Regions from separate parts of the Mus musculus genome. Here regions 1, 2, 3 and 4 are each linked to region 5. A link is a loop called in an ENCODE intact Hi-C map of the cell type or tissue named here. Cell type or tissue: heart. All regions are shown on one strand.

Region 1 (5,000 bases), 59 kb before region 5:
AGTCACTAGGACTCTTGGAGTTTATTTTTTCTCATTTTGTTTGTTTGTTTGTTTCGAGACAGGGTTTCTCTGTGTAGCCCTGGCTGTCCTGGAATTCACTTTTTTAGACCAGGTTGGCCTCGAACTCAGAAATCCGCCTGCCTCTGCCTCCCAAGTGCTAGGATTAAAGGCATGTGCCATCATGCCCGGCTTTTTTCTCATTTTAATCTAAGCAGTCAAATAAAACATATCAAGAGGTAGTTCTATAAAAAAAATCATTGATAAATAAAATACTATAAATTCTATATTAACAAAAATGCCTAAGGGTCAGTGAGGTGTTTGGTCAGTAAAAACATTTACCACCAAGCCTGACAACCTGAGTCTGCTACCCAGAACTCCTGAAAGTTGTCGTCTGACCTCCACATGCAGGCAGTGGGATGTGCACATAACTGCACTCAAACACAAATAAACAAAAATGTAAAAAATTAGTATCTAAGATTGAGATGGTGGTACACACTTGTAATCCCAGCACTGACAAGGAAGAGGCAGGAGGACTGCCATGGCATCAAGGCCAGACTAGGCTATGTTTTGAAACTTCAATTCAAAACAAAATCTAAGATTATGCATTTTACTTTGCCTAAAATTAGTCTGTATACTTTTAAAATGCTTGGAGGATGGAGAGAGAAACTAAGATAAAAAATATTCATGAATGTCCTTTTCCTTATATGCCCTGTTACCCAACTACTGTCCCTGGCAGCACTCAGCCTTTCTTTCCTTCGCTTAAAATCTGGAATCAGAATTGCTTCTTTAGAAATAATCTATGTGCCAGTAGCCTTGTTTGAACAAACTTCTATTAATCCCCACTGCCAGTTTGAAATAATGACTTTTTCAAGGCATTTTAAAAAGAAACAGGTAATTACTACTGCATACAAATTAAAGTGTTAGGACAAAGACTTCTGAAATACAATGACCAGCACCACAAATAGAAAGGTGTACTTGTGTACCCCACAATACACAGTCTTTTCCTGGGGAAGGAGTGGTCCTTCCGGATTTTCATTTGCCATAATATTAATCTCCGAGAGAATTGCTTCTTCGAATTGCATGGAATCCCACCCTAAAAATGTCACAACTTCTCAATCGGCCTTTCTCATAATTTCCTCCTAAATTTTATCTCTTCTTGGTTTGTTTTGGTCTTGTCTTTTAGAGAAGGGTTAGTGACAGAAAAGTACTGTGAGCATTCCTACTTTATCTATGCTTCTTCTCTACATTCAGTTTTCCAATTGCTTTGCCCAGAGTAAGCTAAGGATAGCAAACAGAATCTTATTCTTCCGTTTGGTTCGTTTCTTACTGGTACCTTTGGAGTACCGAAACAAAGAATTCTAAGTCCCTCTCTTGGAACTTCGGTGTAAATACACAAGAAATGAGTCAGGGCTCGGCTTTCCTGCCATCAGACCCCAGTCCTTTTTATTCCCTCCTAGCCAATTCCCTTTAAGCCCCAAGGCTTGGAGTTTCCTCTGGTCCATCGCTCTCCCAAGTCTGCACTCCCGCTCCACTACCTAAGCAGAGACAAGTGTGTTTCCACCCTCTTTAATGAACTTCTCCCCTAAAAGCCTGCTCTTCCTCAAAATATACTTCGCACTATACTTCTTGGGGATGCAACTCCTGAGTCTTCTCTGCTGAGGTTTCCCGTTGCTCCGACCCCAAAGCCAGTGCGCTACAGTCCAGCCGGAGATCCTTGGCTGACTCTTCAGAGGGGGGCTGCGCCGTGTCCCCACGAGGTGGCCTCACGCCTCCGGAGGCCCAACGCTGGAGATCTTCCCCAGGACCCGCACGGTAGTTAGGGTCCGCTGTCCCAGAGACGTCCTTCCCCCCAGGGAGACCGGCTCCCCATCCCCTCTGCGCCCCCAAGTTACTCAGTGCTCTCCCAACCAAGGCGCTGGGGCTTTCCCTCCAAACCCTCCACCCAGAGCTCCGTCCTCGCTCTGACAACCCCCGAGAGAATCCGGGAGCTGCGACTCCGTCCGCCCCGCCGCGGGGCAGGCCCAGTTCCCCCCGGGTCCGATCTTGCGTGCCCCAGCACCGTGGGCTGGGTCCCGAAGAGGGGGGGGGTGTCTGTGTCCCGCTGCTGCCCCGTCCCGTGTCGCGCCAGCGCCCGCGCCTCTCGGCTTCCCTACCCGCCGCGAGTTCCTGCTCGGGTTCCACCCGCAACCGCGAGGCCCAGTCCCCAGCCCGCTCGCGCAGCTACCTGCAGGGGCCGCCTCGCCTCAGCGCCTCGCCGCCGCCATCTTGCATTTCAGAGCGACTGCACTTTTCAGGGAGTCAACTCTGACCCGTGAACCCTAACCCCGGAACCACTCGGAGGGCCCTCGCGCGAGGGGGCCCCCCACGGAGCTCTGCAGCCCGGCAGAAGCGCCGAGAGGCCAGGCCAGGGTGCGAGAGAGACTCCGCTCCCTGAACCCACAAGGGCCGCGAGGAGGAGCCAGCCGAGGCGGGGACGAGCCGGGCACCCCACTCGAGGACTCCGCCGCTCCTCTGGGATGCGACCCAGGCCGCTCCTCTAGAACCGGGCGCTGCGGGAGGTGTGCGCCGCCCCGCCCTCTGTCAGGGAGAGTCACGCCCCCTGTCAGGAGGGGGCCACGCCTCTGTCACTAGAAGCCACGCCCCGTCGCGAGAAGCTCCTCCTCCAGGGCCTGCGAGGCTCCGCCCCGTTCAAGCGATTGCTCGGCCAGCGGTCGTCAGAAGTCGGACCCCGCCTCCCGCGACCTCGGTCGCTTTCTTCCCTTGAAACTGCCTAGGTCCTCCGAAACCAACCCCATCTCTCCCGGAGCCGGCGTCCTAAGGCCCCGCCCCTCCCTAAGCCACGCCCACTGTCACTCTCGGCTCCTCCTTGGCAGCGCCCTCTGGATGCCAGCCGCGCCCCCACCCGCTGTCAACAGTCCCGCGCTCCTGTCAGCCGCTGCTCCGCCTCTTCCTAGCCCGAGTCCAGCAGGAGCCCCGTAGTTCCAGCTTTGGACGGGAAAAGTTAAGTGTGGCCCCACTTGGAGCCTCCCGCCTCTGCTTCCTGCTGCCGTCCCTCTTTCCCCGGAGAGCCACTGACTGAAGCCGAGCTCTCCGCAGTGGGCACCAGCCCCGCAGCGCGGCCAGCCGAGGACCTCAGCGTCTTCCCCACCTCTGCCCTTCAGCCCTCTCGTCATTGTTCCATTGAATATAACAAACGAGGGCGAAAGGAAACCACTCCGAGTGTTCGCTCCTGTACTCGCCGCTCCGGACGGACGTAAGAGAACTCTTTGGCGCCTGGATGTTTAGTCCCCACCCCCATTCCAGTCATGGACCCTTTTGTGTTTTGATAGCAGAGCTCCACCAAGCCACACCAGCCCGAAAATTTGCACTCTGCATTTACATGAAGGGAAGACCTGGCTGCTGATATCAACGTGCACAATATTTAGTTGCATCCTAAAATTCTAAAACTTGTGTATGCTGAGGCTTAATGGTCTCACCAGCAGAGGAACCCAACCCTGTCCCACTCTCGGCCCATTCTTAAAACAAAAATTAATAGCGCTCAAGCCCCTTGAAACTAAATTCAGAATGCAAACTACTTATACAAAGAATTTAAGAAATCAGTGTAGTTTTTAATAGAAAGTGGTTTAATGGAAAGTATTTATAATACAGTACTAACATCAGTAAAATAAAACAATGCATTCTCCACAATGTATTTAATACACAATGTGTTTAAATACACAATGTATTTATGTATCCCTCATAAGAAAAATACAAGACAAAAAGTTACACACACACACACCAGTTTATGCTCACCCCAAAGACAGTTCCAGGTCCACTGAGAATCCCAGTTTAGGATTTAACTCTGAACAAAGAAAATATTTTAAATTCAGATATTCAACCTTTTGTTCATGCATTCAACCATTTGCTTTTTGAGGACCACATGTGCCGGACACTAAAGGAGATGTAAAACTGAGTAAGGCCATCCTGTTGTCCGTTGGTATCTAAAAGGGATTGTTCTGGAACCCTCCATGATACCCAAATAGAGTGTTGTTCAAGTCCCTTAAATAAACTGGTATGGAATTTGCATATAATCTGTGCACATGCCCCGATGGAATTTACCTCATCTCTATTAGGATGATGTAGACACCAGGCAAAGAGCTGCTGTACTGTAACTGTTTAACATACCGAGACAAGAAAAAAAGTTGACTCGTTCAGCAGAGATGCATGATTTTTTTTTTCCTGAACATTTTGATCCACAGTTGGTTGAATCATAGATGTGGAAGCCATGGATCCGGAAGGCTCTGTTCTGTCTTCCAGGATCTTACAGACTAGATGCTAGGCAAAAACACATGCTCATAGAATACATCAAAGTGAAAATTGAGGAGAATCTGAAGTGGCTGAGGCATATGGACTTCGCTTTCTAGCTCTCTCTCTCTCTCTCTCTCTCTGTTTCCCTTTTCTTATTCCTCCTTTTTAGCACTAGTTTATAGTCTTATCCCTCTCTCTCTAAAGCAGCCAGCCTGTTTCACTCCCCAAAGCCTCCCAATTTAAGGTCACTCCCACAGGGCATTTCTGTCCAGGAAAACAATTTCAATAGCACAGTGCTGGGAACAGTATCCCTGGCTGAAGTGCTGCCAATTATCTGGCATCCTTGCACAAAGCAAGACTGTTACCAGCACTTGAGAGAGAGAGAGAGAGAGAGAGAGAGAGAGAGAGAGAGAGAGAGAGAGAACGTTGCAGACTTAAGCAATATGCATATATGTTTCCCATAGCAGATTGTGCCAGCCCACATAAATCTGTTTAGAGACCACGCTTACAGGGTAACTTGTTTCTATTAAAATAAACTCATTTATAAAAATTGTAAATATGACTGATTTTAACAGCTGCGCAGCTCCAGAAGTGAGTTTTAACCGCGGATTGGCACAGTGAGAAGCCTAGAGTTTTTATGCACAAACTTGGCGGCTTGTCATCCCCAGACGAGCATGACAAGACTTCAGCCCTGTTAGAGATGAGAAGTCGTT
Region 2 (5,000 bases), 100 kb before region 5:
AAAGTAGTCTTTGTCTGGAATTATGAAAAAACAAAACATAATATGGACCCTGTAGAAAAGGCGTAGACTGAAGAGTCTAAGATTATCTATAGGCCCCACCAAAGACTAAATCCATCCACAAAGCACACTGCTAACCTGGCACACACTGCTCTCTGCATGTGCTACTGATGATAAAACCAGAGCCCAGCTGAAATGCCAAAGTCCCACTCGTGTTGACCCCCACCTCGTATTCCTGTCGTCTGTAGGCCAGGTCCCCTCTGAATTTCTTGAGAGTGAGAACTTCAATATCGTCACTACATTCTGTCTCTTCATAAAACCACTAGGAACCAAGAAGATAAAGTTTACGATGGCGGCTGAAGTATGCTTTTCCACTTCACAGTCAAAAGCACTTTCCCATGACACAACCATCTAAACGTCAAGGCCACACTTCTTCAGGATGACACAAGGCAAAGCAATGGACAAGGGATGGCTATATTCTGCTTTTTAAAACAGCATCTCATCGTACGCCCTCCAAGTGCTGAGATTACAGACCCGGATGACCACATCAGACTAAATGATACGTTTACATGCGCAGTAAATGTGTGCATCCCCATGTGGTGTGCGGGCCAGAGATCAACATTAGTTGTCTCAATCAGTCTCAATCTTGTTACCTCAAGACAGGGTCTCTCACTGGACCAGTCAGCTAGATCGGCTGCCAGCAAGCCCCAAGGTACTCCTGTCTCCGCCTTCCTGTGCTGGTTGGCACGCCCAGTTTATGTGAGTGCTAGGAATCATGAATCCTCATGCTAGACGCCAAACACGTCACTCACTGAGCCACCAATGACAATCTTCATGATGGCCCAGATTTTAAAAAAAATATTTTTAATACATGTTATACGTATGTGGGCCCATCCACGCTACTGAGCACATACGGAAGTCAGAGCATAACTGCTGGTTGGTTCTCTCCTTCTACTCTTCCAGCTCTGGTGATAGAACACAGTTCATCAAACTCGGCTGCAGGTGACTTTACCTGCTGAGCCATCTCTCTGACAGCCCAATTTTTATTAAAATGATAAGACGGCCTGTGAGATGCCTCGGCGGGTAAAGGCACTTGTCACTAGGTCGGACAACCTGATTTGATCTATGGGCCCCATGTGGTGGAAGGAAAGAATCAACAACTGCAGTTTGTCCCCTGACCGCCACACAGTGCCATGGCTCTCTCACCCACACACAAATAAATGAACGTGGTTTTAAAAAATAAAAGTTGTAATGATCACATGTCTATACATGTCAATGACAGATTTAAAAAATAAATAAAAGCACACGGTTTCAACCACAGTGAAGTTATTGGAAATGACATCACCAAGTGCAGTCCAGTGACTCTTAAAGTGCTATCTGCTTTCTTTTAGAGCAATTGAGAGTGAATAGGGACTGACAAAATTGTGCACAAGACGTAGGAAACTGTGATTATGGCGATGGTCCTATTATAAAAATGCTACAAAGGCACACAGAGCACAGGAAATTTTAACTGGAGTCAGGTTTCTGTGCATCCCAGACAAAGATTTGGAGGATCTGAGGACACATCTGTAAGACGACCTCTTCTGATGTAAACCCACTGGACATAAGGTGAGATCCAGATGTAACTACCAAGAAAGAATTAAAAAAAAAGGATGAAAAGCATTCTGCATGCCCAATTTTCCAGCCCCAAAGAAGCATCTCCTATTCTCTTTTACAATAAAACCTGCTGAGGCTGAAGAAAGTCTCTAAATTCTGTTGACTCAGTACAGTTAACATTGTAATAGCTTGGTTGTATTCTGAGAAATACACTTCACTGAGTATCAAGGCTCATCATAAGCGTGCTAAATTAGTGCCTCTCCTTCTACTGGGCCATCACAGTAAGAAAAACTTTGTTCTATTCTTTAAACACTGGGTCACTCGAGACGAGGTATTTGAGCCACCGTTAGGTTCGGCACTCTGCAACCATTTAGTCACATAGCTAGCCATCCCAACTCAACAATAACATATCCAAGTCTCAATACATTACTAGGAAATGATGAAACATAATTAGCTTGGAACTATTTTATTCTTCTAGGCAGCCAGCAGGCCTGCAAGGATGCTACGGCGGAGCACCTGGGCGGGGCTGGAGGCAGGAAGGGGGCGTGTGATGCTAGCCCGGGCCCGCCTGCAGGACACGTGGGTTGAGGGTGGGGGACGGAGACAGACAACCCGAGGGTACAAGAGTGAAGTCGCCGTGCTTGGTTGCAGGGCGGGTGGACAGTGACGGTGGTGGGCCTCGCCGCAGGCCGGCTCCAGAGCGGAGCGGCAAGAGGGGCAGCCGTCTCACCTGCGGCTCGCAGAGCTTGGCGCGGTAGGGGGAGGGCGGCTCGGGCCGGCGCTCCGGCCTCTGCTCGAACACCGAGTCCTCAAATTCGCCGCCCAGCACCCAGCATCCGGTCTCCATCGCGCGGAAGTGCAACTGGACCTCGAAACGAGGCGACACCTAGAGCGACGCCCATCACCCAGCCTCCAAAGCGCGCGACAGCAGCCGCGCCAAGGCTGCCGAGGCAAGGTAGAGTGTAGAGCGGCACCGGCGCGCCGCCCACACGGAAGCGGTGGGTTGTCGGCCGGAGCGTTGCATTCTGGGAGTGGTAGTCTTTCAGCGGCTGGGGATTTCCGTGGTGGAGCAGAAATTCTTGCCTGACTCCAGGGCCTCCTAAACCACCCAACAAAGGTTTTGACCTCTTTGTGTCTAGAGCTGGATAGAGTGAGTTCCTCCTGAGTACCTCGAATAGTCGTGGTCTCTGGAGAGCCAGTTAACTTGGTAAGTATCAGCTTTAAACCACTGACAGTATTCTCCCCATTTTATTTTGCATTTTATTTCTAAAATTTCTTTCCCAATAACTGTGAGAAGAGCCCGGTTATTCTTATCTTGTAAAAGGAGATACTGGGCTTGAAGAAGTCAGGTAACTTGTTCAAAAGCCCAGGGTCTCTGAAGAAGAGACCAGAACTCTTCACGCATTTACTAAAAAAACTAGACATCACAATTTAAAGACTTGGATCAAGGCTAGCAGAATTTTGAGACTTTCAAGAAACGTTTTGACTCTAGAATGTAAAGGTCGTGGACAAAACACTGGCTTGTGTTATAGAGCACTAATGTGGAGCTAGTAATAAAGCTTTTCTATTTGCCCTCACACTTGCTCCTCTTCCACCAGTTGCTTCCAGGGTTTTTCCTTCAGCCCTATTTTCTACTCTACAGACTCGTACAGGGCAACCCAAACCACCTCCCCGGATTTCAAAATTCATCTGCCCTTGGCTCACCAAATGTGGAACTCAGTGCATATTCAATAGCCTCATTGGAAGAGTCCACGCAGGGAGCCTCCAGGCAGTAGCTACTGTGGGATCCATCCAGAGAAGTTCTTTTTTAATACCTGGGGTTTTTGTTTTGTTTTCTCATCAGAAATGCAATACTTCTTATTAAGAAAAATTCAGATATTATAGAGAATTATAAGAAAAGTTCCTAATATCACCAGGAAAAAAATAATGTCCTAAAAAGGGCTATACTTGCCCTAATCCCAGTATGCCCTGTCTATGCCCAGAACTGTGTCAGCACAGTACTGAAGGACTGCAAGAGCCACGTGTGTGTGGCTCTGTTGCCTTGGCTCGCTAGCTGTGTGACCCAGTCTATAAAATGGGTATTGATTAAAATAAGGCACACAAAGCTTTAGAGGTGAAAGGGGTGTCATGGGTGTATTCAAGATCTCTGCTCCAGGAGCGGAGGAAGAGCAGAGCAAAGGCGGGCAAGGAGGAGTTCTTCCAGCTTTTTCTTTATGAAAGATATTTGATCTCAGAATGTCTTCCCTCCTGCTCAGGCCTGCTAGCTCTAGCCTCCTGCCCAACAACTGAACCAGAGCGTGTGCTAAAATGGCAGCAGTTGTTTAAGGGCTGCACGTGGGGAAGTGATAGCTCTTTGCCCTTTGCACTCAAGATTCCTGGGCTCAGTAGTTTCCAACCTTTTGCTAAAAGAACCTCCTTGCTTACTCTACTCCCACAGTCATGGCAGATTTGTCTACAAAAAGAAAGCTATGTCTATTGACTAGTAATTGTTTACCTTTCATTTGAAAATGTGAACCCAAATTTTTTTTTAAGATTTATTTATTTATTTATTATATGTAAGTACACTGTAGCTGTCCTCAGACACCCCAGAAGAGAGAGTCAGATCTCGTTATGGATGGTTGTGAGCCACCATGTGGTTGCTGGGATTTGAACTCCTGGCCTTCAGAAGAGCAGTCGGGTGCTCTTACCCACCGAGCCATCTCTCCAGCCCCCCCAAATCTTATATAACAGCCAAGGCAGGCTTCTCCCAGCTTGAGTCTACCAGCATTGCCTCCTATGATAGAATCCCAGTTGAGAGTGAGAATGTAGCCATTAGGGCCCTGGGAAACCTTATGGATACTGTAATGGCTACTCCTGGTTGTCAGCTTGACTGTATCTGGAATGAACTACAATCCAGAATTGGTAGGCTCACCTGTGATTCTAATCTGGAATCTGGGAGATACAAGTTTCTGACCTGGATCTTGGCAGGGAGATCTTGAAGCATAGTGGCTATGAATCCCAGAAGTGGTGGCACACACCTTTAATCTGGGCTACACCTTCTGCTGGAGACATACATAAGGACAATGGAAGAAGGAAGATTCACTCTCTTCTTCACCTGCTTGCCTTGTGGGACTGAGCAACTGCTAGATCCTTGGACTTCCATTCACAGCTGCTGCTGACCATTGTTGGGAGTTGGACTACTGTAAGTCATCAACAAATCCTTACTATATAGAGACTACCCATGAGTTCTGTGCCTCTAGAGACCACTGACTAATAGATTCCAAACTGTAGTTAGAATTAGGACTTTTAAAAATCCCCTACTACAGTTGAAGAGCCAGGGCTTGGAATCGGAGTTGCAAAACATGGCCTCACAGCCGGGCATGGTGGTGCACGCCTTTAATCCCAGCACTCGGGAGGCAGAGGCAGGT
Region 3 (5,000 bases), 440 kb before region 5:
GATAAAAGTTGACAAGACTCTCAGATCATAGGTATCAGATGAGTCTGAGAAAGTCAGGGCACGATCCGGATTATAGTCACCAACAAAGATCTGAATGGAATCCTCCTAAGAACCCCGTCGGATTTTGTCTCTCGTAAGAAAGGAAGCACTAAAGCCAGTCCACAGTCAGAATCCGGTTTTCTGGGCTTTTAAACCTATCTAGGAAGAAAAAGACAGACGGACAAAGACGAGTGGGGGGCAGGGAGAAGAGAGAGGCAACCCCTCCACCCTCAGTTAGCAATAACCCAACTAAAGCTGGAAGGCAAGTAAGAAATTTAGCATGCGCGCTGATTTAATCTTAAATAGAAAAAAAAAAAACCTAATACGAAAGAAAAATGCCAGCAGAGGCTCCCTAGAGCCGTGACCATCCATCAGCCCCCAAAACCAGTCTTCCTCTAGACTAAGTCATCGCCATTGGCCACCCCGCAGTACACAGCCACCTGTTGCTGTCCTGGCGCCCCGAGCGGAGTCGCAAGCGGCCGCTAGAGTTCGTTCTAATTCCCCGGAGCAGAGCTGGCTGGGAAGCCGGAATGCGATGCGCCTGCTAATCCGCAGGATGGGAGGCAATTCCGCAGTCTTCAAGTCCCAAGCCCTCTGTTTTCTCCAGTAACTCCTAGTGTCAAATCTGGGTCCCAGAGTTAGCCTCCACCCCCTACGGTGGGCTCCAAGAGCGCTCACACCCAACAAATTCCCAAACGCCCCCAGAATCTGCGAAGGGGGAAAGGGTCTCTGAGAGCAAGAATGCACAACGCTGACAGGTTGCTAGGTCCGTCATCTTCCCTCGGATGCTCCCTTAGAGAATTTTAACCTTGCGTGATCGCCGGAGCACAGCAGCCGGGTCTCTAGTTCACGGTTCCCAGGGCTGCAAAGGGCAGACACCACACACACACACACACACACACACACACACACACACACACACACGCACGCACGCAGATGGAGGGCTCGTTTGGAGACCCCTCTCGCCGGGAACGCGGCTGTCCCAGCTCCGAAAATGACCCGTCTCGCTTCTGGGGGACTCCAGTGTGCGCGCTGCAGGCGTGTGCATTTTCCCGAAGCTGAGAATCGCTGTGAATTCGGGCCACACAAGTTTGAGTCAGCTCCCCGGGTGTCTTTGTTTGTTTATGGGTTTGGAGGGAAAAAGTTTGAAGATCTTTAACCAGACTGAGCTCAGGCGCAAGCGGAAATCCCCAGCAAAAGTGATCTAACTTCAAGTGGTTATGTAAGTGGGGCGCCTTCTTCCCCGCCCTATTCCCAAGCCCTCTCATTACTATTCCGGGAGTAAAACGCATCTCGATTTAAAAAAAAAAAAAAAAGAAAGAAAAAAGTTTTAAAGTATGTTGTTATTTTCTTTTGCCAGAAGGCGGGCGAAACTCAAGCAGAGCCCAGGGCGCGTGACGACCCCACCCGCGTTCTGCCCCCACGCACTGCAGAAGGACCTGGAGTCTGGGGTGTTGCTGGCGCCGGGCAAGCCCTAGCGCCCTGCGGTCTCACGGTCCGCCACTCCACGTGGTGAGGATCAACAGTTTGTTGAGCTCATCAGTGACACCTTGAACTTTTCATAAAGAAAATGGGTATTGCACCGAGAGGGTTTGGCCGCGGCAGCGCGCCGGGTCGTGCTCAATAGTCAATGATCTCGCTTGCGCCTCCCCCACCTCTTCCCGCAAAAATTCCAATGAGTCCGTTACTGGACTCAGACTTTTAAGCACTCCCCCCCCCCCAACACCCGGGATGACCACTCATCTGAGCCTTTAGGGGCAGCCTCCCCCCACCAGCAACTCCCTCCTAAAAATGACATTTTGCCGAAGTCTGCGGGGGGGCCTGAATTTCACTTTGTAACTTTCTGCGGAACCCGAGCCCGGGTGGCAGCTCCGGTGGTGGTATCGTATGCAAATACGCATGCTGACGTTACAGATCATGTGGGTTTTGGCGTAGATTCCCCACTGATCGAGGCATTTTCCCCCTTTTTTTCTTTTTTCTTTTCTTTTTTTTTTCTTTTTCTTTTCTTTTTTTTTTTCTTTTAAAAAATTCGATCAACCGTTCTCCGTACCGGGGCTTTTTTCTGTCTATCTGTCTGTCTGTCTGTCTGCCAGGCTGGCTTTCCCCCACCACCACCTCTTTCCCACGGAGCCCGAGTCGGGCGCCGGGTGGGGAGTGGGGAGTGGGTGGGGGGAGCCAGCAGAGTTCCATTTTGGAACGCCCGTGCCTCGTCTCCGCGTTCCCAGCCCGGGTCCCCGCGTTCGCAGCCCCGGCGCAGGTAAGAAACTTCGCCCCGGCGCGGAGCACCCGCAGCGGGCACCGCCAGCCCGGAGCCCGACACGCCGGGCGCCCGCCACTCCAGCCCAACTTTCCCACCGCCGCCGCCGCTCCCGAAAATGTGTTGTTAATGGGACTTGGCCGGGTTAGGAATGGGGGTGCGCGGGAGGGGGGTGTTCAGGCTTTTTTTTTCTTCTTTTTTTTTTTTTTTTTTTGAGGGTGGGAGGAAATCCGCGGTTTCGGGGAGAGGAGTACGGAGATTTTTTTTTTTTTTATGAAATAGTTTTGATTACAAGTTTGGATAAATGGAAGCCAGACCGAGGAGGAGGAGGAAAAACATGTCTACGTTTCCCTATGTCGACATAAGCCACAAAAAAATATGGCGTCCGCTTTCGACAGGGCGTTACGTAGACTCGACTCTGTTTTTTATTTATTTATTTTGTGGCCGGCTTCCTGCCTTCTTGGCCAAACTGCGGCGCTTTGTGCAAACCGGGCAGGTCCCGCGGGGACTCCACCGGGACGTGGCCCCGTCTCGGCGCTTTTTGGAAGCCTGGGGGCTGCGTGTGGCTGCACCCCTCCCTCCCCCGCTCTCCCCTCTGCTCCCCTCTCCTGGTGACGATTCGCCGTAATGTGGTGGCAGGAAGCATGACGCCGTGTTGAGGCTGCCTCTCCTCGCGTCGCTCCCGGTGGCTGCAGGCGGCCGGCGCGCAGCGCGGCGCGGGCGGCGGGCGAGGGACCTGCGGGCAGGGCCTGAGTGCGGCGCTGTGCCCACGCCCCGCTCAGGTGCGCGGGGAGGGGGATGCGGGGGACGCGCGGACCCCGGGGGCCCTGCTGTCCCTGGCCTGCCGGGACCAGCCGGAACCCGGGTCTCCCGCCTAAGTGGCCGTGGCGTTTTCCAGTCTGCCCCACAAGAGGTTAAGCATTGCTGGCTGGCGTTGGAGCGTCTTTGTGGCTTCCCCCAGGACTTGGGATCCTGAGCTTTGCAAACTTGCCCTTTCCCTAGCAGCTTTGCAGGAGACCAACAAGCTCGGAAAGTTGGAAAACAGGAGCATCACAGGAACGTCCCTTTGGCCCCCTAGCTGTACTGTGCTCTGAAGGTGGTGGAGGAGGATGAGGAGAGCTTATCCAACGGGGTGGGTGGAGGAGACCTGTCGCGGCAGCCAAGTCGTGATTTGCCCAGACTTCCACCTGATTGATTGGCTTCAAAGCTAGTGGGGTCTCTGTGTTCCACTGTTCCGCGAAGGCCTTTTGTTGGGGGCGGGGAGGAGGAGGAAACACCCCTCCCTCTTCAGAGTCAAGGCTCAGCTGGGGCCCCAGGCATCACTGTCCTTTAAAGCCCAGCGTTCTCCATTTGCTGCTCTCTGAAGATCTCTTTCTTTCTGGAAGTGAACAGCTCCTCAATTTTCAGGCCAGCTCCCTGTTGAAGCAGGATATAGGAGACTGGAATGCCTCTCTGTGACCCTCTAAGCTCTTGGACTTCCCACAACAATTCTCTTAAAACATACTCTCTCGGTTTTTTGGCTGCTCTAAGAGTAGAGCAGAATTTAATGCCATGGAAGTGAAGAGAGGCTGAGCGCTCCTGGAGACTTAAGTCAAAAGGTGATTTTCTGTTTCTAAGAGCCTCCAGTTTAAGCGGTTCAGACCCAGGGCAGTAATGTCAAAACGCATTTGGATGACGGCCAAGAGGAATAAATATCTTGTTAAATGACCTGTTTGATAGTAAAAATAGACTAATGGGGCCGGCAAGTGGTTCCGTGGGACCAACATAAAGGTTTAAGTTTAAAGTGAAAGTTACATAAAGCTGTTTACACTTGTTCTTTTAAAGCCAGGGGGGAAATCTAAGAATAAGATTTTAAAAAAAAATGTCTCCCTGACAATAATCAGGCCTGTGGTGTGTGGAATATTGTTACTGTTTAAAAAAAAAAATCTCGACTCCATCACTATACTATGAACTTGTATCTTACTTTCTAGCAGGGTTTGATGTCAGCTAAGGAGAAAATTCAGAAGGCCGAAGTTTTGGAATAAATCAGTGACACATCATTTAAAGAGCGGGGTGGAAAAATAAAAAGCAAATACACTGCAAACGTTGGATTCCCAGGTTGAAAACAGAGGAACTTGATTTGTCCAGTGTTGATCACGTCCTGGTGCATCAGGCCTTGGTGGTTTTGAGAACACTGTGCCTTTAACAACCCTGGGGGAGGGAGGGGAGATCATGTTGCTGTTTGGTAAGTGTTCAGAGTACTGCTGTTACAGTATCTAAGCTTGCTGGATGGTTAGCATGCTTTATCATGCAATCTTCACCATTACCCCACAAACCAACTATTAGTATTGTCTTTAGATTCTGGTGGAGGAAACAGAAGGCTCCTAGAAGTAAAGACAGCTTGGCCAACCCACAGGGCACAATGTAGAGAGTCTGTGTTGACGCCATGGCATCCATCTCTGATCCAAGGGGGTCTTTACAATGACCAACTACAGGGTCAAGTGCAGGCAGAACTGAGTGCAATAGCTACTGCCCTGGGTCTCCACTCAGAGACTCATCTGGATTTCATTTGTTTCTTCATTATTTGGCGAGTAAGCATTTGATGCATTTGTTCATTCAACAACTATAATGTTCCGGATACTAACAAGAGCCCACAGTCATTAAACACTTTTCTATGCCAGACACTATCCTAAGTGCTTATTATTAGACTATTTTGTCTTCATGA
Region 4 (5,000 bases), 160 kb before region 5:
TTAAAAACTCCCCCCTCAGAGTACCTAAGCTGACAAGCCTCAGGTTCGCTGTGTGTTGGTGGCCATTCACAGCACTCTTACTAAAAGCAGCCCACGATCTTTCAGATTCTCCAATCACAGTCAAGTTATTTTTCAACTTAAAAATAAAATAAATTTGTGGTTTCTTCTCAATAAATTTTATTTGTATATGTATTTATATACTTATAAACCCAGGTTCTCGTAAAATTTCTCAGGCCAAAAAGGGAGGGGTCATGGGTGGAAAAAAAATCTTAGGAATCCTTAGTGTGGATAAAGGTCTTCAAAGCTTAGGAAGCCAGGAACAGAAACCAAGATTTATGACATGACCCCACACACACCTCCCAAGTCCAGGCTTGGAGTCCAAAAACCAGACTCCAGTAAGACATCGCAAAGGCGAAATGTCTGCAAAGCTGAGGATGTCCATTGTGGCTCTGATGGCAGACAATAAGAAATGCCACGCCTACGACTGCAGTCTGTGGTAGCAGGGACCCAACGGGCTTTTCAATTCCCAGGTCAGCGGTGGACAGCAAGGTTCAGTCAGGCAATCAGTTAGGGCTCCTTGGTTATTGTTTTGTCTCTAAGGAAGGAGACAGGCAGACTACTAAAATGGTGGCGCATGCCTTTAATCCTAACACTCGGGAGGTAGAGGCAGGAGGATCTCTGTGAGTTGGAGACCAACCTGGTCTACAGAGAGAGTTCCAGGACAGCCAGGGCTACACAGAGAAATCATGTCTCAAAAATCAAAACAACAAAACGGTGTACGTAAGAGGAAAGACTCCAGACCCAATGGCCCAGAGTCCAACTTGAGCCACACAGTTGACCTGAAGCCCCGGTTCCATTTACGGTCATCCCTATATTTCAGACCCCAAACCTCATGGTTGAAGGGAAGGCAGGGTCCCCTTAAGGAAGGACCTTGTGGTAGAGCCACGTGTTCGCTTGCTAAGTGTTCTCTAAGCCTCCTCCAAGGAAACTATGGAATGATGTGTACGAAGGAAAAGAAAAGCCAGGCGCGATGGGAATTAATAGAGGACCAACTGACGTTACTGCGTACTACCACCCAGAGTGGGGGCTGGTGGTGATCCAGAGAGTTTTCAGGGAAGTTTGGATCCCAGGGAGTGAAGAGGGCCATCTGTGCCTGTCTTCCGAGCCCCCGAATCAGCCACTGAAGTAAACACACCCCAGAAAATGACTGACCCTCCACTGCCCCAAGACGCTCTGAAGAAGGGCTGTAACCCGGGAGGGTAGCTGCTGGGAAGGTGGAGGATGAGCGATAGCCAACAAGCCCCACGGGACTTGCTATCTGACCTGTGGTCGCACGGCTGCTGCCTGCAGGAGTGGCCAGGACCCCTAGAGACCTCGAGCGCCTGGGCGGGTCCCCACCTCCTCCCTCCCGGCTTCACGCCCCTCGCACCACACTGTTTCCTGAACCAAGCAGAAACGGACCGCCTCCCTCCCCGGGGCAGTCCGCGACCCCATCGATCACCAGATTGTTTTCAAGGTCCAGGTCCGCTTAGAACACGGCAGCCATTCCACACCTCGCCAACGCAAGACATTCCAGGAGAAAGAGTAAAATTTCCTTCTGGCAAGAAATTAGACCCGGAGCGGCCAAAAGTATTGTGCCCCGTGTGAGGATCGAACTCACGACCTTCAGATTATGAGACTGACGCGCTACCTACTGCGCTAACGAGGCACCTATGTGCTGCTTCCGGCCAGAATCCCAAGACTCTGCTGGAGAGCCCAGCGCGCATGCTCAGAGGCTTGAGTTTAGTTAACGTTTCCAGAACTTGAATTTCTGGCCCTTCTGAAACCAGCCGACCAGCGCAGCACTCGCCTAGTCTTTATTCTCCTGTGTCCATCAACAGACACAATGGCTTGCTCGCTAAAGTCGTCCTGGAGAGGGAGAGCATGGAAGAGAGAGAGACTGTTGTGAGCTTGTTTTAGTATAGAGTTTACACGCGCATAATGGTATGACACATTTATTGGTCACCTACTGTGTTCCTGGCCTCGTTCCGGATGCTGGGTTCTCACGGTCACTCCTAACCCGGCATAACTGAGCCAAAGGAGCCTCCGGTAGTAGAAGGATCCTCCGGTAATAATTTACGAGCATTCACACTTTCTGCCACGACTTCTCCTCGTCGCAAGGCTTCCTCCGGACGTCCCCAGGAGCTCAAGGAGGCACAGGTCCGGAAGGCTACACGCAGCTGGGACTCTCCAGTTGAGCTGCATTGCTCAAGAAGCAAACACGCCGCTCAGTAAAGCTTCTGGCTCTTTTAAATGCGGATCTGTGGCCGTTTGGATGAGAACGGCCCCCGTAGGCTCATATAATTGAATCCTTGGTCCCCATTAGTGTACTGTTTAGGAAAAATTGGAAGGTGTGGACTTGTTAGAGGAGGGGTCCACACCAGGCCCAGTCTCTCAATCTCTGCCCCTATATTATAGATAAGATGTGAGCTCCCAGCTACCGCTCTTACTAAAGGCTGCCTGCTACCATGTTCCCAGGCAGGGTGGTCATAAACTAATCTGAAACTGGAAGCAGGCCCCCAGTTAAATGCTTTCCTTGATTCGCTGCCTTGCTTAAGGTGTCTTCTCACAGCAAGAGAACTGTAACTAAAACAGGGTCCCACTCACTATCAAAGACAGAAGGGAACCTTTGGGTGTGTGAACACATGCCCAGCTTCCTGGTTCCTGCAGCAAGTGCACTCCTCAGGGAGGCCCCAGAATGAACCTCTGGCTTTGTGTGCACAGAGTCCAAAATACAAGGTGGATGGTGCCCCGCATCCCACGGGACTACAGGCTTGGCTGGAAGTGAGTGTGTCATTTCTCAGACCCATAGCTGACCAAGTGTTCCAAGCTGTACCTTCTGGAACTGCAGGAACAGGCCTTTCCCACTGCCACCTGTGCACAGGCCGCCTCCACCTGACTGGCCTCTCTATGCTCAGGTGACTTTGCTACCTGGATTTCTTCCTTCAACTGTCAGGTCAAAGGTCACATCCTCTGAAACTTGCTAATTCTTTCCCCACTTAACTCCTTTCTGACTCCTTCTCCCAATGAAACAGCTTCTTTCTTGGCCACCGCCTCCAACATGTGGCTCTTTTATTCTCTGTCCTAAGCAACCTGAAGCAATCAGCACAAGGGATGCCCCGCAGTATAGATGAGTTTACAGGTTTCTACTACTGTGTGTTCTACACACAACACACAGAACTGGATTCTTGTCTGGTCCATACTGCATGTTTAAACGTATTGAGCCGTCATTTGATGTGTAAGAACTCCATCCTGCAGAGAAGCTCCTTAAGCTCAGGAAGTAAGCAATTCAGTGGCCCCAGGAAATTCCTGAAACTGACAAGACTCGCCTCATCCCTCCCTCTCCCCAGCATATAGAAGCAGGAAGGAAGTGATGCAGAGAAAGACACTCTCAGACCAGTTGAGCTGCCTGGAAGGGACACTCTCCAACCTGTTGATCTGGCTGCAGGCCAGTGTGCTCCAGGTTCCCAGCTAGTGACATAGTTCCTTTAACAAAGCCACACCTATTCTAACAAGGCCACACCCACTCCAACAAGACCACACCTCCCTATGGGCCAAGCATTCAAACACATGAGTCTTTGGGGGACATTTCTATTCAAGCCACCACACTAGCCGCTTGGGTTTTAGTTAACTCCGGGTGTAGTTAACAATCAAGAATAGCCATCACACCTAGTAATGCGTGTGCCTCTTCCTTGATCTTTATAACTGCCTGGAGTGTCTATGAGAAAGGAGGACCGAGTGCACACGGAGGGAACACCTAGAAGGGTGCAGGGGGAAGACAGCCATCTATCCACAGCCAATAAGGGGACCCAGGGAGGACCAAGTCCTGCAGACACTTTAATCCAACATCCAAGTCAGTGAGAGACCTTTTATTATTCATGCTACCACGAAGGTGGCTCTAGGTGTCACAGAAAAGTCTTCAAATTCCAGAAGATCTAAGTTTTGTTAGTAACAAACACAGCAGAGTTGTATTGATGTGTTGGATAGCGGAAGACTGAAGAACTTGTGGGCAGATTAAAAGAAGAATAGGTTCATTCCTGTCCTCTCACCCCAGGGACAAGTTTCCATTTACCCAAAGGTCAAGACCAGAAGGTCAGCTGGTAGGAATGACTGAGACTTTTAACACCTCGCTCTCTCTGTACTTCTGTCTCACCCTCAGCTCATTGTCTCCATCGGTTCGACAGGGACTGTACCTAGCTTAAGAGCCACCTCTGTCTGGCCTGGCCTCTGCCTGCTCTTTCCTCATACAGTCCCCAGTAGTGACTGCTCAGCTGGAACAGAGGTCAGAAGAGTTGGCTCCAAATGCCTGCATACTAGGACTCCTGCCTCCTTCCCGTGACCTCTGCTTCAACTAAGAAGAAACAGAGGAGAGTTGAGAACTGAGAGAGGAGGAGGCCCTCAGGGTCGGACACTATGCTGTCATCCTCTGGGATACGGAAAGCACCCCCTCTTCCCACACGCTGACCTCTTACAGTTGGGGTTGGCAACCTGCCTGGCTGGCCTTGGTTAGGCTCGCAGGAGTCTCATCTTTTATTCTGACTATAACAAGACAGATGGAAGGGAGAAGCCATCCCGGCAAAGAGAGGGAGCAGAGGCAAAGAGACGAGGGGTGTGAAGGCAGGCTGTTCAGATGCGCCCTGAGGGGAACAGCTCTTTGTCCAGGGCATCAGAAGGCTTCAGTCCCCCCAGCCTGGGTTCAGCTTGATGAACGGACAGCTAGGCAGGAGGCAGCCTGTTGTTACTGGCAGCATCCAAGAATGAAGCAGCCTTACCCCTGCTGTTGGCCAGATGTTCCCCAAAGCGCTCGATAGGCTCCCTGAGACTAGAGTGGCCATTACTAATGTTACAGTGACTTTGACCGTATCCCCCCAAAACCTCATGGCTCTACCACAAAGAGGAGCCACATCCTCGGGTACCTTCAGGGCCTGGCTCACCCTCCCACTAGGAGCCACATCCTCGGG
Region 5 (5,000 bases):
ATTATTTTATCACAAGTATTCGAACAGGCTATGAAACTGCAAGTACAGGATTTACTCCCTGACATGGTGGGTGACACTTGCCCGCAATCCCACCACTTGGGGTGATGTGAATGGGAAGGGTATGGGTGGGGGCATAGCAGCAGGATCAGAAGTCCAAGGTTGCATATGTCTGTCATATGCCAGCCTGGTCTACAAAGTGAGTTCCAGGACAGGCTACACAGAGAAACCCTGTCTCAAAAAACCAAACCAAAAAAAAAAAAAAAAAAGTACATCCATAGAATGGGCTTCAAGAAAGTGTGCGAAGTCCAGAAATCTTCTACAAAGGGGATGTGGACTCCAGATGTACACTGATAAACAGGCTCAATAAATAAGTAGTGTTCCATGTCATTTCCATGTTTGTCCAGAAAATGTAACGAGGGTGATGACTCACCAAACACTACACATTGGTAACTTAAGGGTCCACTACCACATAAAAAAAAAAAATCTAGTCAGTGCAGATGAGAACCTGTTGAAGTCGAAATGACAGAACTGCCTTCAAAACTAAAACAAGGTACATTGTAGTTATGGGTCCCTCTCCATACCTTCAGAATTTAAGGTCTGTCTCCAACATTAAACCAAGAAAAATCACAATAATGAATTTAAAGTGAATAAATTTTACCATCCAAAGTACCATCTGTATCTGTATCTCTACCATCTGTTGAAAAATATGTGACTGGAAATTAAGAAATATTCAAAGACTAGGGTAAGCAGAGAGTTAAGTTTTTTTGTTTTTTGATTTTGGAGACAGGGTTTTTCTGTGTAGCCCTGGCTGACCTGGAACTCACTCTGTAGACCAGGCTGGCCTCATTAAAGGCGTGCGCCACCACGCCTGGCTGAGAGTTAAGTTTTTGAAACATACATTTTTACTTACATGGGACTAAATATAAAGCCCCCAGTTTATAAAACTTTTCAAATACAAAGCTATTTTATGCTTGGTATAGATGGTGTTTTGTAATATGAATCTGTCGTCCTTGAGGAAAATCCGATATAACACCCCTAATTAGCCTCTAATTAGAAGCTCTACAAAAATACCTTGATTTATAGAAGGGAGGACTTCATTTCAAAAATATAAGCCGGGTGTGGTGACGCACGCCTTTGATACCAGCACTCAGGAGGCAGAAGCAAGCGGATTTCTGAGTTCGAGGCCAGCCTGGTCTACAAAGTGAGTTCCAGGACAGCCAGGGCTACACAGAGAAACCCTGTCTCAAAAAAAAAAAAAAAAAAAAAAAAAAAAAAAAAAAAACCAAACCAAAACAAAGCAAACAAACGAAGACTGTTTCATCCCAGTCCCCAAGGAAGCTACGTCTGTCTACAAGTGATTCACTTTATATAGTGCCAATACAAGATTAGGGTTGTCTGAACTAAGTGGACACTGCTGTGTCACTCCCAGCGCAGCGCTCCTGATCAGACTTCCAGTCTCCTGACCAGCTACGCGTCTGTTTTCCTACTCCCTCACTGCAACCGGACCATCACTACCGGTTTCGGAAACTTTAGTGTTTCTTCCTCAACCTCAACCTTTTTGGTGAACGCTGTCCCCGCTGTCCCCCTTCCACCACCGCCGAAGCCGGGCGATGTGTAATCTCTCCGCACTGGTCCCAGTGATGGGCAAGAAGCATTTGCAAACCTCCCACTACAGAGACTGTAAATGCAGCATGAAGCTGCCAGAAAAGGAAAGCTGTGGGAGGCACAAAAAACCGAAGTTCCAATTCCAGAACTGTCTACCACTCTCTGTTTACCTTTCTGGAGCCCATGTCTTCATCTGTCACACCGATAACCACCAACCAGAAGGTCCTCTAAGGCTTGTCAAGAGACTTAAAGTGCAACCACGCAATGTCGCCGTTCGTCCCTCCATATTATGCAACCTGATATTTTACTTCGCTTGAGTCTCACGATGGAACCTCCCTGGACCGTACATGGAGGTCAGTGGACTCTTTACTGTCTGGGCCCACAACTCAAGATGCTCCCGTGCACGCGCTCCAGCAGTCAGGGGGTTCGCACTCCCCTGACTGACGCGACCCGGGGAAGGAACCGGGAAGGAGGTGATGGGGGGAGCACAAGGTCGGCCCAAAGCTCCTCCGCTCGGCCCTACGCAGCGCTTCGGCTCTAGGTTTCCTCTTGCGTAGAAAGAGGTGGCGACCAACTTGCTCTGCCCGCTTCCAGCCAGTTCTGTCTTTCCAGAACCTTCCACCTCGCTGGTCCACGACAGCCCACTACCCCAGAGCGGGGCGCGCGTCTCCAACCCGGGGCCCAAAGCTCCCCGCCCTAGGTCGGTACTCACGCCCGCCGCCTTGGACGCCGTCGATTTCCTCCCGGCTCGGCGCAATCTGGGCCGCCTCCCGCCGCTGTCCTGCAGGCTGAGGAACTCACTGGACAGGTCCAGAGAGTCGGTGGCCGAGGAGGTGGTGGAGCGACTGTGCAGCTCCAGGCTGCTGCGGAGGACCACCATGGTGCCCCGCTTGCAGAAGCCGGAACCCGAGGCGGGGGAAGTGGAGAACCTGGCTCCGGAGGAGGCTGCTCAGGCGCTCACGCGCTCTGAATTCTGGCGCCACAAACTGCGCGCCCAGCGGCCGCAGCGTACGCGCGCCGAATCCCTCCGCCGCCGGCCACGCCTCCTGACCCCACCCCCAGATCGACGAACCCGAAATTCTCCTCCAATCCGAAGAGCGCGGGAACCGGAGCCGACGCGAACCGAGGCGCCAGCGAACCGCGTCGAGCCCCCTCACAGGAATTTGCGACGTCGTTCTTCCAGCTGTAGTTCCGGCTCTCCGCCCTCAGTGGAAGGAGACGGAGAGAGCGGTGCAGCGTCTTGTTTGGAATTTTGGCGCGTGGAGGCGGAAGGGCCCTTTGGCTCCCTGCCGGCGGCTTCCCGCCATCTAGGCTTCAAACGCCAGAAAAAAAAGGTCCTTAAACCAAGCACTTTGCCTCCGATAGGTTTGACTTTGAGACTTGAAGAGGTTTTTATTGATGAACTAACAAAAATAAACTGCACGAAAGAAAGAAAATATAATGGTCCTTAAAGACAGCTAAAAGAACTGGCAACAGCTATTGGGATAGAATGAGTCATATAAACTTACCCGGGATTAAAAAAAAAAAAAGCTAACTTGTAAAGTAATTACGACATAAAGTTAATGGCCAGTCACCTTATAAATGATCAAATTCTTTCCTGTGCTCAGAATGGTTTGTAGTCGTGCTAGGTACAAATGTAATTCATTTACAGAGACAAGCTTTTGCTGTGTCTATTTTGTCAAGGTTAAGCGTAAAAAAAGTAATTAAATGCAACATTTTTTTTTTAATTAGGGGTATACATAATAGATTATATGATGGCTCTCAAACCCCTCAAAGAGATCTGCTGACTGACATTTTTATTTTATTTATTTACTTATTTATTTATTTTTTTTTTGTTTTGTTTTGTTTTTCGGGACAGGGTTTCTCTGTATAACCCTGGCTGTCCTGGAACTCACTCTGTAGACCAGGCTTGGCCTCGAACTCAGAAATCTGCCTGTCTCTGCCTCCCAAGTGCTGGGATTAAAGGCGTGTGCCACCACGCCCGGCTTCTGACTGACATTTTAAGGTGTTTCATGAAAATGGCTTCCCCCGGCAGACAATACCAGCTCTGCTAGCCTCAGCTGAGGAAGATGAGCAGTAACAGACTCCACCTGGACCTGCTTCCCAGATGCTAACTGGCCACTTGGCAAAGAACTACCCCATCCCTCACCCACTGCCAGAGCCCAGTCCAAACTGTGGACACGGGTTGACTGCTCTACCCTGCCTTGCAAAGGTACCTCAGCTCCCCAGAATTCCTCCTCCGCAGAAAAATCTCTCAGACCTTCTGGGTCTGACATAAGGCCGATGATAGGACCCTCTGTGGCAGCTGGTGGTGGAAGACTGACAACCTCTGCCCCAAACAAAGCCATCAAGATCACCATGGAGTAGCCCAGGGTGGCTGTCTACGTAACAGATAAATCACCTCTGTCATTCTTAATTGATACAGAGGCCATTTGGCATTAAAAATAAATAAATAAAAAGCTTTGTTAAACAAGAGATATAAATGTCCCAATTCAATAGGAACAGATTCCATTGAACTTCTAACCTTTCCAGCCCTGGCCCATTTTGATTTGAGGTACTCTCTTAATAAACAGTTTCTGTAGCTGGCAGTGGTGGTTCATTCACGCCTTTAATCCCAGCACTCAGGAGGCAGAGGCAGGTGGATCTCATGAGTAGTAGGCCAGCCTGGTTTATAAGACTACACACAAAAAAAACTTTTTTCTAAAACAAAACGTGTGTATGTATGTATGTAGTAGCAGTTTCTGTTTCTACCACTATCCACATATCCCTGTCTCAATTCTTTGTTCTGAGGCAGAAGAAACTGGAGATCCCAGTGGGCATTTAGTTGGACCTTGATATTCATCTATAATACTCCTGTTTTCTACCCCTTGAGTGCTGAATTACACATCTGTACCATCACACCATTTATGTGGTGCCTGGGATTGAATCAAGAGTTTCTTTCCTTCTTTCTTTCTTTTAAGATTTATTTATTTATTATGTGTAACAGACTCCACCTGGACCTGCTTCAAGTGTGATAACTGGCTGTCTTCAGACACTGCAGAAAAGGCCATCAGATCTTATTATGGATGGGTCTGAGCCACCATGTGGTTGCTGGGATTTGAACCCAAGACCTTCGGAAAAGCAGTCAGTGCTCTTAGCGGCCTAGCCATCTCTCCAGCCCAAATCAAGTGTTTCTTGCATGAAGGGCAAACATTCTACCAACGGATCTACATCTCCAGCCATCAGTAACCCCCCCCCCCCAAAAAAAGGATCTATGCCAGGCCTAATGCTTAGACTTTGCTCACGTGATAGCAACATAGTAACCTCTGCTTTAAGAGACCTGACAAAACATTAACATAGTTTCTAGCAGTTGTATCAGTAAGATGAATTCCTGTCGGTTCTCCTGCCCCTATTAA

What was found. Peaks named below come from ENCODE experiments on the same cell type or tissue, not always from the same donor. Only the 100,000 strongest peaks of a DNase experiment are listed, where the experiment ranks them.
Region 1: a loop joins it to region 5, with 4 times the contacts of the local background. A loop is called at or near these places in 13 of 42 quality-filtered maps.
Region 2: a loop joins it to region 5, with 3 times the contacts of the local background. A loop is called at or near these places in 2 of 42 quality-filtered maps.
Region 3: it touches region 5 in a loop (4-fold over the local background); 3 of 42 quality-filtered maps call a loop at or near these places.
Region 4: a loop joins it to region 5, with 2.6 times the contacts of the local background. A loop is called at or near these places in 2 of 42 quality-filtered maps.

What each region holds. Positions count from the first base shown.
Region 1 is chr15:58,073,933-58,078,932 of GRCm38, forward strand. It overlaps Zhx1 (zinc fingers and homeoboxes 1), which reads right to left and starts at 2,576. Exons shown (of 4, transcript NM_009572.4): 1 at 2,225-2,576. In heart, no CTCF peak of the experiment used is centred here; DNase peaks (open chromatin) are centred at 2,339 and 2,809; H3K4me3 peaks cover 2,848 bases; H3K27ac peaks cover 2,163 bases.
Region 2 is chr15:58,031,761-58,036,760 of GRCm38, forward strand. It overlaps 9130401M01Rik (RIKEN cDNA 9130401M01 gene), which reads right to left and starts at 2,534. Exons shown (of 6, transcript NM_029418.4): 1 at 2,324-2,534; 2 at 224-319. The coding sequence starts at 2,440. In heart, no CTCF peak of the experiment used is centred here; DNase peaks (open chromatin) are centred at 2,171 and 2,451; H3K4me3 peaks cover 1,594 bases; H3K27ac peaks cover 1,182 bases.
Region 3 is chr15:57,692,709-57,697,708 of GRCm38, forward strand. It overlaps Zhx2 (zinc fingers and homeoboxes 2), which reads left to right and starts at 1,959. Exons shown (of 4, transcript NM_199449.2): 1 at 1,959-2,296. In heart, CTCF peaks have their summits at 521, 1,577 and 3,029; DNase peaks (open chromatin) are centred at 543, 1,193, 2,863, 3,443 and 2 weaker places; H3K4me3 peaks cover 3,763 bases; H3K27ac peaks cover 3,222 bases; H3K27me3 peaks cover 239 bases.
Region 4 is chr15:57,974,348-57,979,347 of GRCm38, forward strand. n-TMcat16 (a tRNA gene) reads right to left here and starts at 1,708; the gene lies at 1,636-1,708. It overlaps LOC115488500 (a long non-coding RNA gene), which reads right to left and starts at 2,999. Exons shown (of 3, transcript XR_003951568.1): 1 at 2,876-2,999; 2 at 2,010-2,369; 3 at 1-1,908. In heart, a CTCF peak has its summit at 2,887; DNase peaks (open chromatin) are centred at 1,424, 1,724, 2,724 and 4,586; H3K4me3 peaks cover 2,465 bases; H3K27ac peaks cover 2,233 bases.
Region 5 is chr15:58,132,490-58,137,489 of GRCm38, forward strand. Atad2 (ATPase family, AAA domain containing 2) reads right to left here and starts at 2,593. Exons shown (of 28, transcript NM_027435.2): 1 at 2,318-2,593. The coding sequence starts at 2,485. In heart, CTCF peaks have their summits at 2,634 and 2,833; DNase peaks (open chromatin) are centred at 1,592 and 2,612; H3K4me3 peaks cover 2,996 bases; H3K27ac peaks cover 2,066 bases.